Regions from separate parts of the Mus musculus genome. Here all the other regions are linked to region 1. Evidence: chromatin loops called from intact Hi-C (ENCODE). Cell type or tissue: left cerebral cortex. All regions are shown on one strand.

The links. Peaks named below come from ENCODE experiments on the same cell type or tissue, not always from the same donor. Only the 100,000 strongest peaks of a DNase experiment are listed, where the experiment ranks them.
Region 2: it touches region 1 in a loop (5-fold over the local background); 41 of 42 quality-filtered maps call a loop at or near these places.
Region 3: it touches region 1 in a loop (2.8-fold over the local background); 7 of 42 quality-filtered maps call a loop at or near these places.

Annotation. Positions count from the first base shown.
Region 1 is chr1:153,555,347-153,559,346 of GRCm38, reverse strand. No RefSeq gene overlaps it. Among named protein-coding and RNA genes, the nearest start is that of Npl, 7.6 kb to the right of the region's middle. In left cerebral cortex, a CTCF peak has its summit at 2,249 (motif pointing left); a DNase peak (open chromatin) is centred at 2,246.
Region 2 is chr1:153,745,009-153,749,008 of GRCm38, reverse strand. Rgs16 (regulator of G-protein signaling 16) reads right to left here. Exons shown (of 5, transcript NM_011267.3): 5 at 3,541-4,000. Among named protein-coding and RNA genes, the nearest start is that of Rnasel, 2.4 kb to the left of the region's middle. In left cerebral cortex, a CTCF peak has its summit at 2,073 (motif pointing right); DNase peaks (open chromatin) are centred at 255 and 2,083.
Region 3 is chr1:153,663,585-153,667,584 of GRCm38, reverse strand. Rgs8 (regulator of G-protein signaling 8) reads right to left here. Exons shown (of 7, transcript NM_026380.3): 2 at 1,669-1,749. Among named protein-coding and RNA genes, the nearest start is that of Rgs8, 13 kb to the right of the region's middle. In left cerebral cortex, a CTCF peak has its summit at 1,971; DNase peaks (open chromatin) are centred at 1,941 and 2,316; H3K4me3 peaks cover 1,616 bases; H3K27ac peaks cover 1,750 bases.

The DNA of each region.
Region 1 (4,000 bases):
TTTGCAAGAAAGAGAAAGGCTCTCCCCTACGTTGGTCTAGGCACAGCCAATACAGCGTGAGCAGTGTGGGTCCGACCCAGACCGCACAGAGAAAACCCAAGACACCCTAGATTGTCTGGTAGTGAAAAAAAAAAAAAAAAAAACCTAGAAGCCCAAGATAAACATCAAAAAGAGACGATTGTGGGTCCTAAATGATGAGAGAGGCTTCAGGTAGGTGTCTCCCTCCTTGAGAACTAGAGGAGCTCAAACAGCCAGTGACGGTTGGACATTGCTTGACTAGGCTGACGTCAGGTAAGCAGATGGCAAAGACCAGAACTAAATTCTGAAAAAAAAAAAAAAAAAAAGATAATCCTTGAGCTGTGCAAAAGAAAATTCTACCTACCTACACAAGAAACACTTCAGCCAGTAGCAAAAGCATACACTCTGCCTCTGGTTCCTTTCCCAGAGAAACAGTGAATCAGGGGTGCTTCGGCAGAGGCCCCGACAGGTGATGGCGATTAACACAACGTGGTACTTCCCCACAGCTGTTTGGATCCCCTGGAACGCTATCCCCACCAAACCTCTCTGTCATTAAAGGGTCGACGCACAGATACCAAGGGCGTCGGGAGTCTCCCCACTCTCAGATCGGCACCCACTTGTTTGCTAATGTGGGATGCTTTGTACATAGCTCCTGGCCCCCAGACGTACCAATGCATACGGAGTTGTATCTCTGCACAGGCATTTTCTCTTCTGCACGGATGGGATGCCTACATGAATACTGTTCTGTGTTTGGCTTTTCCCTGACTTCCTGGTCCACCTATAAATACAGCAAATATTTGAGTTAGACTTTTCTTTCAGAGGAAACACAATTCAGGCTATAGCAAGATGTCTAGCCTGAGAATGGAACACAGGAGGAAGACTCTCAAATATTCTGGGAGCTTGCCACAGGCCCAGATGAACCTGGTCAAAGGGGGCACTGCCCACAGTTCTGAGAGCTGGGATCTGAGTATGCCCACTGGCTACAGGCTGGCAGTGTCCTGAAGGCTTAGGCAAGGAGGTAGAGGGTGAGAGGTGGGGGACCAGCTAAATTCCTTGAAGGGCTGGGAGAGGCCTGCAATCTCTGATCTCTGATCCTGCATAGTTAGCACTCAATTGTTAGCGTGTGTGTGTGTGTGTGTGTGTGTGTGTGTGTGTGTGTGTGTGTGTGTGTGTGAGTGCACCATACTACTTGGAGGTTAGAAGACAACCTGGGGAATTTGGTTCTTTCCTTCCACCCTGTGAGTCCTGGGAATTGATCATCAGATTGGTGGCAGGCTCTTTACCCTAGGAGTCATTCGAGATCATCAATTATCTTCTGCTTCTCAAGAAGTCAGTTCCACTGGCTGTGCTGTCCGGAGTGTTTGGGGGGTTGTTTGTTTGTTTGTTTGTTTGTTTGTTTTTTGAGACAGCATCTCAGCCAGGCATGGTGGTCCAGGTCTTTAATCTCAGCACCTGGGAGGCAAAGGCAGGCAGATTTCTGAATTGAAGAACACCCTGGCCTACAGACAGAGTTCCACTACAGCCAGGGCTACACAGAGAAACCCGGTCTGGGGGGCTGGGGGGTGGGCCGGGGTGAGGGGGTGGGGTGCTTAGAAGAACAGACACCCAGACAGGAAGAGACAGGATCTCATGTCGTCCAGCCTTACCTGGACCTTGATGTCTGTGTCCTCCTGATCTTCCTACCTACAGCTCACAAGACCTGGGGCTACAGGTGTGTGTCACCACACCTAACACAGCTTCCATCTACTGCATTTTTACTTGGGGTGTCCTGGAGGTCCTGCCGGTGGCTTAATACACACTAGGATGCCATTTTACAGCTGAGCTATACCCTCAGCCCTTATGCTCAAAACCCAGAGAACCAGTGGTCTGGAGGAAATGTGTTGTGTTATTGTGCACATATGGGTGTTATGCCTGCATGAATGCCTGTGCACCAGGTACATGCCTGGTGCCTGCAGGGGACAGAAGATGATGCAGAATCCCTTAGGAGCTGGAGTTACAAATCACCGTAAACTGCCCTACAGGTGCTGGTATTGAACCTGAGGCCTCTGGAAGAGCCAGAGTTGTAACCACTGAGCCATCTCTCCAGGTCGAATCTTTTCATTGATTGCTAAAGTTCCAAGAAACTTGCAGTTCAGAAAGGAAGGGAGGGAAGGAGAAAGGGAGAGAGGGAGGAAGGGAGAAAGGGGGGAAGCAATTTCTGCTAGTAGACTGCCATCTAGTGGTAGGCTTCTGCCATACAGTGTTGATAATTGCCCATGCGCCTTGGGATACTTTTCCAAGCAGTGTCAAGTAGACTATAATTGGTTCACACACTGGCTAGGACATGCTGAGCATTCTTCAAAAGAGACTTTTGCCTCTGTGTTTACTTAAATATTATAAAAGAAACTCCTCCAGTCAAAATTAGTATTGCTTTCTCTTCTGCTAACAACCAATTGTATGTTCGTCCTCTCCCATGCTGATAATCAAATTAGGCCTACATTTCCAAAAGTTTTCCCAACCACAAGATTATCTCAAAGCAATGTATGTGACCAGTTTTCGCAGATGTCAAAAGGTTAGGCCAGGCATAATGGCACATGCCTTTAATCCCAGCACTCAGGAGACAGAGGCAGGCGGATTTCTGAGTTCGAGGCCAGCCTGGTCTACGGAGTGAGTTCCAGGACAGCCAGGGCTATACAGAGAAACCCTGTCTCAAAAAAAAACTAAAAAAAAAAAAAAAAAAAAGAAAAGTGTGAATATCACAGGTCATCAGTGAGGCAATGGCCTCCAGATTCAATCCACGCTAGGATTCTCCCTTTTGCTCTGAAAGAGCACACCAGGCCTCCGAGTCCTCCAAAGCTGTAAATTTTCCCACTTGGCCACCTGTTGTGGTGAAATAGCTGCTACAGGGAGTCAATCTTCTCCCACTAAGCTGACTGTTGTTCTGGGACCACAGGACTGCCACATGAGCTGTTAGTCATGTCTGTTCTGCATTCCATACCAATTCAACCATGTGTGGAGGGTAGGGACTCGTGTGTCCCGCAGAACAGGAGAGACCAAACACACTGAGCTGTGATCAGAAGAGGTATTGGCTGTTAGGGTAGGGAGGCAGCCCCTGAAGGGGAAAGGTCTGAAATAAGAGCCCTCTTACATCAGAAGGGATGGAATATCCTGGGTGCATGGAAAACCCCAGTCTTGGCAAGAATTTGGGATCTCTGGGGAATTAAAGAAAGACCAGCAGACTAGGAGCTAATTCTACTTAATAAAGATGGCACAGTATTTACAAGGCAGAAGAAGCAAGGGGGTTCAAGAGATGGCTCATCCATTTAGAGCACTTGATGCTCTTAAAGAGGACTGGGGTTTGGTGGTTCACAATCATCTGTCACGCCAGTTCCAAGAGCTCTGTGGATCAGTGAGATGGCTCAGCGTGATGATCTTAGTACTATCCCCAGAACCTCCACAAGTTGTCCTCTGACCTCTGACCTCCCTACTCACATTCATAAAGCACACACACACACACACACACACACGCGCTCTCGAGAATAATAATAATGATGATGATGACAATGATAAAGTTTATTTAATAATGAAAAAAGAATGCCAGGTGTAGTGATCGCCTTTAATTCTGGTACTCAGGAAGCAGAGGCAGGTGGATCTCTGAGAGTTTGAGGTCAACCTGGTCCACATAGTAAATTCCAGGACATCCAGAGCTACATAATTGAGAGACCCTGTCTAAACTAAAGATGATTCTGGAGCAATGTGGGGAAGAAATCTGCAGGGCAGGGCACGGTGATGCTTATCTTTAATCCCATGCTGAGGGGGATGGGGCATAGGCATAGTCTGTGAGTTAGGGACTAGCCTGGTCTACACGTGAGTTAAGGCCACACAGTAAGACCCTGTCTCAAAATAAACAAACAGATTTATTTTGAACTTTGTATGGTAGCACACTCCTTTAATACCAGCAGAAGCAGACAAGCAAGCAGATCTCTGTGAGTTCAAGGCCACC
Region 2 (4,000 bases), 190 kb before region 1:
GTTACTTTTTATTTATTTTTTATGATTTCCAAAGCCCAATTCTAAAAATGATTTGAGGCCACTTATAATACAAAATGTGCCTATAATAAAATCCTAAACTATAAACACATAAAGGATGAGAGACCCAGTAATTAACAGAGGAAGGCATCCATCAGATTCCACCAGAAAACTCAACTCTGGATCAAGGCCAGGGCAGGAAGTATAAGTCCCCCTTGTGAAGAAAACACAGTAATTCTTTAGCTGTCACATCACGTGAGCATGGGGGGAGGGGCACCTGGTACCAGCTGTCTGCTTTGGGGAGGGACAAATGCTGGGACAGATCTGCATGGAGGAGGACAGATCTGTATGACAGGAGAGTCTAAGACAGGAACCATGACTTCCCTTGGACCATCTTGAACCAAAGATCTCTTCTGGGTGGGATTTAAACTTTGAAGGAATAATTTACCAAGGGTAGACAGCAGGCACAGGAGTGAGTGGGAAACCTGGACTGGATACACGGAGAGGAAACAAACGGCCAACGCAAATGTAAGGGCATTTTCCCTCTTCCTCCTGAACCACTTCCCACTGTGGTATCCTCGATCCTTCCTTTGACCAAAAAGAACATCAGACTTCCGGCTCACATCCAGACTCGCACTTAGCTTACCAAACCCTTCTGGGAACTTGGGTAGAAGCCAGTGCTGTAACGTTGTACCAGTAGAAGGTTGACCTTCTCCTATCTGCAATGTGTGAGTGGTCTGGGCTGGCTGCTATGCAGCTCCAGCTGACTGGTATCTCTTTACATTTATTGGAGTGATTCACATAAACGCTCTGGCTTCTATGTCTTTAATGTTATAGGATTCTTACAGGAATTACAGGAATTAACATATGCCGAGTATTTAGAGCAGTATCTGCCGCAGACAAGTGTTTGCTGTTTTTGAGCATGTCACCAAGCCGTCTAACACACACTTTTCACACATTTTCTGTCATCACAAAACCTCTCTGAAGCCAATACTATTTATAGTCACATTTTATAATACAAAGTGAGAGCCTGAGAAATTGAGAAACATACTGATTAGCAACCTGCAGACACCAGATTAAAGTCAGTCGTGTGGCTCTAAATATTGCTCCATGCTTTCTGTGAGCTGTCCTGTGAATGGCTAAAATGAAAATTCTCCCTTAAATGGGTGCTTGATGTAAAAAGAAAAAAAAATTTTTTTAAAGATCCACAGATTCTTGCTTTACTCAAAGTCTAAGTCAGTGCCTGAATCTGTGACTGTGCCAGTTAGTCTCAGCGGTCACCTGATTGCATAGGATATTAGCAAAGAGAAAGGCTCTGGGTGGGTCTCTGAGAGTATTTCCTGCAGGCGTAACTGAAGGGTGAAGCCCCTCCCCTTGAGTGTGCAGCATCTTCCAGGTACTGCCAAGATGTGAGGGGAAAGGCTGCAAGCTTTGCCTGCCTGCCTTTGTCCCCTGAAGGTAACTCTACCCTGTAATATAGCACCTAAGCCCCTTGCATCTCTCACCCTTAGCATCAACTACTTAACTTAGGATCGGATACCTAACTTCGGCCTTCTCTTTCTTCTCCTGGACCAATTTCAAGCATTCTATCTGCCTTGAATTTACACCTCATAGACCCTGGATCCCTGAACAGTCTCTTTAACTAAGACCTTCCAGATTGGAAGATAAATTTTAGCCCTAAAAGAACTAAGGAAATCTTGCCATAACTCCTATAGACACTGACTGTGTTAGGAATTGTGTTAATAATTCCAATTTCATAATTTTGAATGTTCACCAAAAATGAATTAATAAACAACAAATTCTAGCCATGACATAGAATTCCACGGGGAAAAGCAAAGCTTTTGAAACTGAAAGAAATTCAGGCTGGAGAGGGCGGTTCCGCTGTTAAGAATACATCTATTCTAGAGGACCCGAGTTCGGTTCCCAGAACCCACATTGAGCGACTCATGTCCACCTTTCATCCCAGCTTCAGGCGCCTGCGTTCATGGGCACAAAGCCACACACCTGCACACATAATTAAACATAGATAAATAGTCTATAGAAGTCAGACAAACCTAAGACAATACATAGTTATAGCCACAGGAGGGCAGCAGAGCGCAAGGGATCGTCTGGCCTTCCTCGGCCCTCGAAAGCACTGCCCCGGCCTAGGTTTCTTTGGCTGTTGCGTTCTCCGTGACATACTGGCTTAACTGATGCCCACATCTTACATGTTATCATCCAGGGTTCTGGAATGCTCCAAACAGCAGATAAAAATATACAGAAAACTGGGGACAAGAACATGCATAACGCAGGAGTCTTTAGTCTGGCAAAAGGAGGTGATGACCTTTTGTCGCATTAAGGAATCGCCATGTTTTTATGTGTGCAAACATCTCCAGCCGTGGAAAATAGGGATTCGGGGCCTTGTGGCTAGCAAGATGGCTCAGCAGGTAAAGGTGCTTGCTGCCAAGGCTGACCACCTGAAATCAACCCCCAAAACCCAAAAGGTAGAAGCCGAGAACAACTCCAGAAAATTGTCTTCCGCCTTTCACATGCTTAGCGTGGGATGTGTGCGTGTGGAGCAGACACACACACCACAGTGTTTCATTGTACCTGGGCACTCCTGTCTCCCTCCCGTCCCCGGTCATGGGCCTCTCTACCCATCTCACATAGACAAACGCCCCACAGTGTAACAGCTCAGATGGCCTCCGGCACCAGCTGCACCAGCTGCACCAGCTGCACCACACATGCTCTCCCCCGTTTAGGATCCGGTCGAGCTGTTGTCTGGATGGTATGAGGTTAGAGCCTGCCTGTTTGTTCCCATATTTTTGCTTAAGCCCTCAGTGTCTGAACCCCTCCTGCTATCACCTGAGAACCCTGGATCTAGGTGTAGGGTGCAATTCTAAGGGGTCTCTACAACCAAGTACTTGAACTCTGATCACACAGAGGACTTGGGGGAGAACTGAAACCCAACAGCATGTCAGATCTGTGTATAAGCAGATATCTATAACACCACATAATTTCTTTTTTTGTTGTTGTTTTTGTTTGTTTGGTTGGTTGGTTGGTTTTTTGAGACAGGGTTTCTCTGTGTATCCCTGGCTGTCCTGGAACTCACTCTGTAGACCAGGCTGGCCTCAAACTCAGAAATCCACCTGCCTCTGCCTCCCGAGTGCTGGGATTAAAGGTGTGTGCCACCACCGCCTGGCTAAATTTTTTTTTCTTTTGAATCAAGATCTCAGTATGTAATCTAAGGCCATTCTCAAACTCCTAAAAGCTAGGGCTTGCAGGCATTCACTACTATGTGCCTGGGCCAGGCTCTTTTCAGGCAGTGAAATCTCAAAGAGCAGGATTTCAGGACTGATGTGACCCAGAAGGCACCAGGCAGAGGAGAAGCCCGGCTCCTTGTGGACTACCCTGCAAAAGCCTTTCAAACCCAGCTCAACCCTTTCGTGCCTTCAGCCACCCACCCCGTCCTGTATCCCCATCCCACAGAATCACCAGAGCTGTGATACCACAGGCCCTCCATACTCCCCTGGACCCTCATATCATCCATACTGTCCTGGGAAATATTGGGATATTATTTTTGAGTTTTATTTTCAGGTTTTTTTACAAGAATATAACATGCTCAAACAGAAAAACAGTGATCACATACACTGCTGATAAAGGAACCCAGCTCCCTTTGTTAACAATAAATAAATATTAACACAGTGGGGAGTCCCGTGTCCCGTTCCCCCCCCCCCCCAGCCCTCAGTGATTCCCAAGGCTTGCAGAGGTAGAGTCTGGTAGGGAGGAGGCGTGATCAGGCAGCAGCTCCAGCTGAGGCTCTTCAGTACAGGCAAACAAACCACAATAAATAACAATAGCAGCGAGACAATCGGCACAACACAACAGAACACAATATTATACTTAAAAGAGTTCTCTCCCGGAGAAACCTCAAGTGCAGAGGGAAACAACCTAGGTCTCCGTCTCGGTGGCTGGTGCTGGAAGTCCCAACTTGGAAAGTTTGTTCGGTAAGACTCAGAAGTGA
Region 3 (4,000 bases), 110 kb before region 1:
CATGTACCCTTAGGGAGGCATGGGCCTGCAACCCAAAAATTACTGTTCTCTTTCTCTCGCTAGACCGATGCCCAAGTGACCAGCCTGGAAGAGACCAGGGAGGAGAGGTCAGCACTTGTTCCAAAATAGTCTGATTGGATGCTACTCTGGTTCCCACCTCCCTCCAAGGACACCTGTCCCAGGTGGAAATGAGCCAGGGTTTGAGAAAAGGGGAGCAAGGAGGGGGGTTGAAGGGACTTGGAGGGAAGGCATCAGACACCCTTACCACTGGGCATGCTCCTTGGCAGGGATCCCAGACACAAGCTGAAGAAATGAATATGCAAGTCACTCTAGCTCATAAGGGGGTGGGGGGATTTAGGGGGGAGCCTTCTTGACCTAAGACAGGGAAGATTTGGGAATAGGGGAAGGGGGTATGGAGGCTGAAGGATGATTGGCTTATAGCCTCTCCTTCCCATGGGTGTCACTGACAGTGTTTCAGACCATTATTCCCACAAAAGACAGCTGATAGGAAGAGCTACCTACCTATCCATAAAAGGTTCCCCTGGGGAACCCTGCCACCAAACGTAGAATCCATTTTAAAAGAAACCTAATTTGGATAAATAAGAATCCTGCGTGGCTGCACCATTTAAATGGTTTTGGTGTTACCCTGAGCAGGTCACAAATACTTTTACAAATCACTTTAAGAGTAATTATATCAGTAGCCACATGGAAGGATGACTTTATTAACACTGAAAACAGAAAACAACAACAAAAATCAGGCTTCGTGTAAAGGCTCATCCCCCTGGGTCACGTTCTCTAACGACAGGGGACATTTCCTTAATCATTGTCCTAACTGGGATTGCACCTGCTTTCCAGAAGTGAGGCCATCAAAGCCCTTTACAGCTCTAAGGGTCTCCAGAAAACATGTCTGGGGCACCTACGCCTCATTTCCTCTTGTTTATAAAATATATCCCCAGGGGAGGTGGGGGAAGATCTTGCCAGGGGCCTTCATTTTTCTGTAGCTGAGCAGACCAGAGGTCACAACCCATATACACCACAGGCAAGGTCGTTCAGGGCAGGGGACTACTGGCTCTGTCCCTGCCTGTCTCTCTTCCCTCCCTTTCCTGCTCTCAGCCCACTCTAGCTTGCTGGTGCTATCCAGTTGTCTCCTCTCCAACTCCCCCACACACACACCCCACAACTTCAGCACCTCCCAAGTCACCCCTTAAGTGAGGTCAGCTTTGGACTCACAAATCAGAACCAGCTGGACATTGCCCCAGCTGCTTTGTCTATTCCAGGATCCAGAACCCTCAGGGCTCTTATCCCACTTAGCCCTAGACTGACTTATGAGGGACAGATAAAGAAAGGGTTACCCAAAGCCTGAGAAGTTCAAAGATGGACATGTCACCCACCCACCCCCTTTCCCCCATAGTGCATATATCCTTAGAAGGAGGCACCAAGTCACAAGTGACTGGAGCAGACAGCGTAGAAAAAGATGTCATTCAAGGTGGAGAAGGGGCATAAGAGGGGGAAAAGGCAAAGATTTATAAAGAAGGGAAGAGAAATTAAGCTCAGCAGGGAGAAAGCAATCAGTATGCATGAAGAGGCAGATTAATTAAATATGTATAATGCAACCAGCTTTCCAACATCCCAGAAAAAAAAAAGAAGAAAGGCAGAGCCAATACTTACTGTCGTTGACTGGTCCTCATGGCCTGCAGGTCTTTGCCAGGTAGATGGTCAGAGATGCTTGCTCCTCCGGGTTAAGGAGCTCTAAAGGAAGAGTAGATATTTCTTTTAGCAGTGAAATCCTTGGCAGGTGGAAGGCATGTTTGCAGGGACACCTAAGCTCGCGCATGCACACACATATACATAAGCATGCACGTACAACACACCTCCCACCACTTGAGCCAGGCAGCAAGCGGCCCCAAAAGCTCTTCTCTCTGCTTGTCACATCCAGTAAATACTGAAGCAGCCTACACCCAGCAGGCGGCGGCTCAGCTCCCAGGCACAGTCTGCACGCCCATCCTCATTGGCAGGACACAGGAGATGCCCCCAAGCAGAGCTGACCTGGCATGCATCCTGCGCCTTCCTCCTTTCGGCCTCACTAACCTGCAGCTCCTTTGGCTGCAGCTCAGGGAGAAGTCTCTCTCCCAGCCCACAGCAGCTGCTCTGCCCCCCAGCCAAGAGTAGGTATTAACTCTTTTCAGGCCACCAAGTGGCTGAAAATCCAGGGAAGGGGACTTTCCTAATGAGCTCTGCTGCTGGCTGGAAGGCTGAGAGGCTGGAGGCTGCACTGAGGAGCAGGGAGCAGAAAGATCTTGCCCCAGACAGCTGCTGACAGCAGGAGCCAAGCCGAATCAAATCTCCTAATGAGCCAGGAGGAGGGGGCCTGTCTTGCTGGGTGTGATGTGATGTGATAAATGCAGAGAGGGAGAAAGCTACGGGGCAGGTCGCACATCTAAATTCCACCCCCTTTCTCCCAATTCTATTGCACTGCACTCCCAAGCCAAACCACACGGCCCTGAAATTACCCCTCTCTGCCAAGTCTTGGCTGTCCCCTTACTCTACTGAGGAACCTCTCTCTTAGCCTATTTCCACCCCACCCCACCCACCCCACCCCACCAGGACCAACCACACCATTCCCCACTCCTTAATGAAAAAATTCCACCTCCTCTCCCTCCTGGAACGTGCAGATTTCCAGGAGAACTCCTGCCTCTCACCTGGTTTTTCCTACAGTAGAAACTCACCTCTCTCCCTCATCCATCACCTAGCAACTCCCCCCACTTGCACCCGTGATAGAGTGCGACTTTTCCCTTTGTTCTGCCCGATCTGCTCGTCATCTCTATGTTCCTCGCTTTCCTTTCCTTTTTTTTCCCCAATTTTATTTCCAAACCTCTATACCCACATAGACCTTCACATTGCCTGCCTCTGTTCCAAAAGGAAGATTTTTTTTCCTGTTTGTCCTAGTTCTCCAGAAGTGGTACCCAGACCAGTGGTCTGGGCATCACCTAGGAGCTGTGCTAGACATGCCAGAGCTCAAGCTCCATGCAGAGACCCTTGGTGGCAACCTAGCACACCCAGGGATTCTAATAAAGCCTTCTCTTCCTCCTTACATGCTGAGTCTCTAAGGGTGTCCCCAGGTCTGTTCAGGAACCAGCTCCAAATACACTTGGCCTTCGTGGCAAATCATTTCTCAAAACAGAAGTGAGACTACATTTCCATAGAAAGTAGTGGTTTATCATAAAAGTAATCTATTCTGTTTATTTGACTTACTGTTGTTCATTGCTAGGGATTGAACCAAAGGCCTTAGATATTCCAGGTCCTCTACCTGTCTGTCTTCCTTCCTTCCTTCCTTCCTTCCTTCCTTCCTTCCTTCCTTCCTTCCTTCCTTTCTTTCTTTCTTCCTTTCTTTCTTCCTTTCTTTCTTTCTTCCTTCCTTCCTTCCTTCCTTTCTTTCTTCCTTCCTTCCTTTCTTTCTTTCTTTCTTTCTTCCTTTCTTTCTTTCTTTCTTTCTTTCTTTCTTCCTTTCTTCCTTTCTTCCTTTCTTCCTTTCTTCCTTTCTTCCTTTCTTCCTTTCTTCCTTTCTTTTTTTTTCCAGACAGGATCTCCTTGAATTGTCCAGGCTGACTTTAAACTCGCTCTGTAGCTCAGACAGGCTTTGAAACTGCTATCCCTCTATCTTGGCCCCCTGAATAGCTAGGGTTATAGGCCTTGCCATCACGTCCAGCTTATTTAACCTTTTAAAAATATTTAAAGCAAAACTAGGTTGATGGTACAGCACCCACGAGGCTGAGGCAGTAGGATCAGGAGATCAAGGACAGCCTGAGCCACATCCACCTTTACAACCAAGTATAAAATATTTTCATGTATTGTGAGTCAACAGTGCCATGTGCCTGCTGGTGGGATGGCTCAGCGGTTAAGAGCACTGACTGGTCTTCTAGAGGTCCTGAGTTCAATTCCCAGCAACCACATGGTGGCTCAAAACCATCCGTAATGACTATGGCTGTGAGCAGGAGAAGGG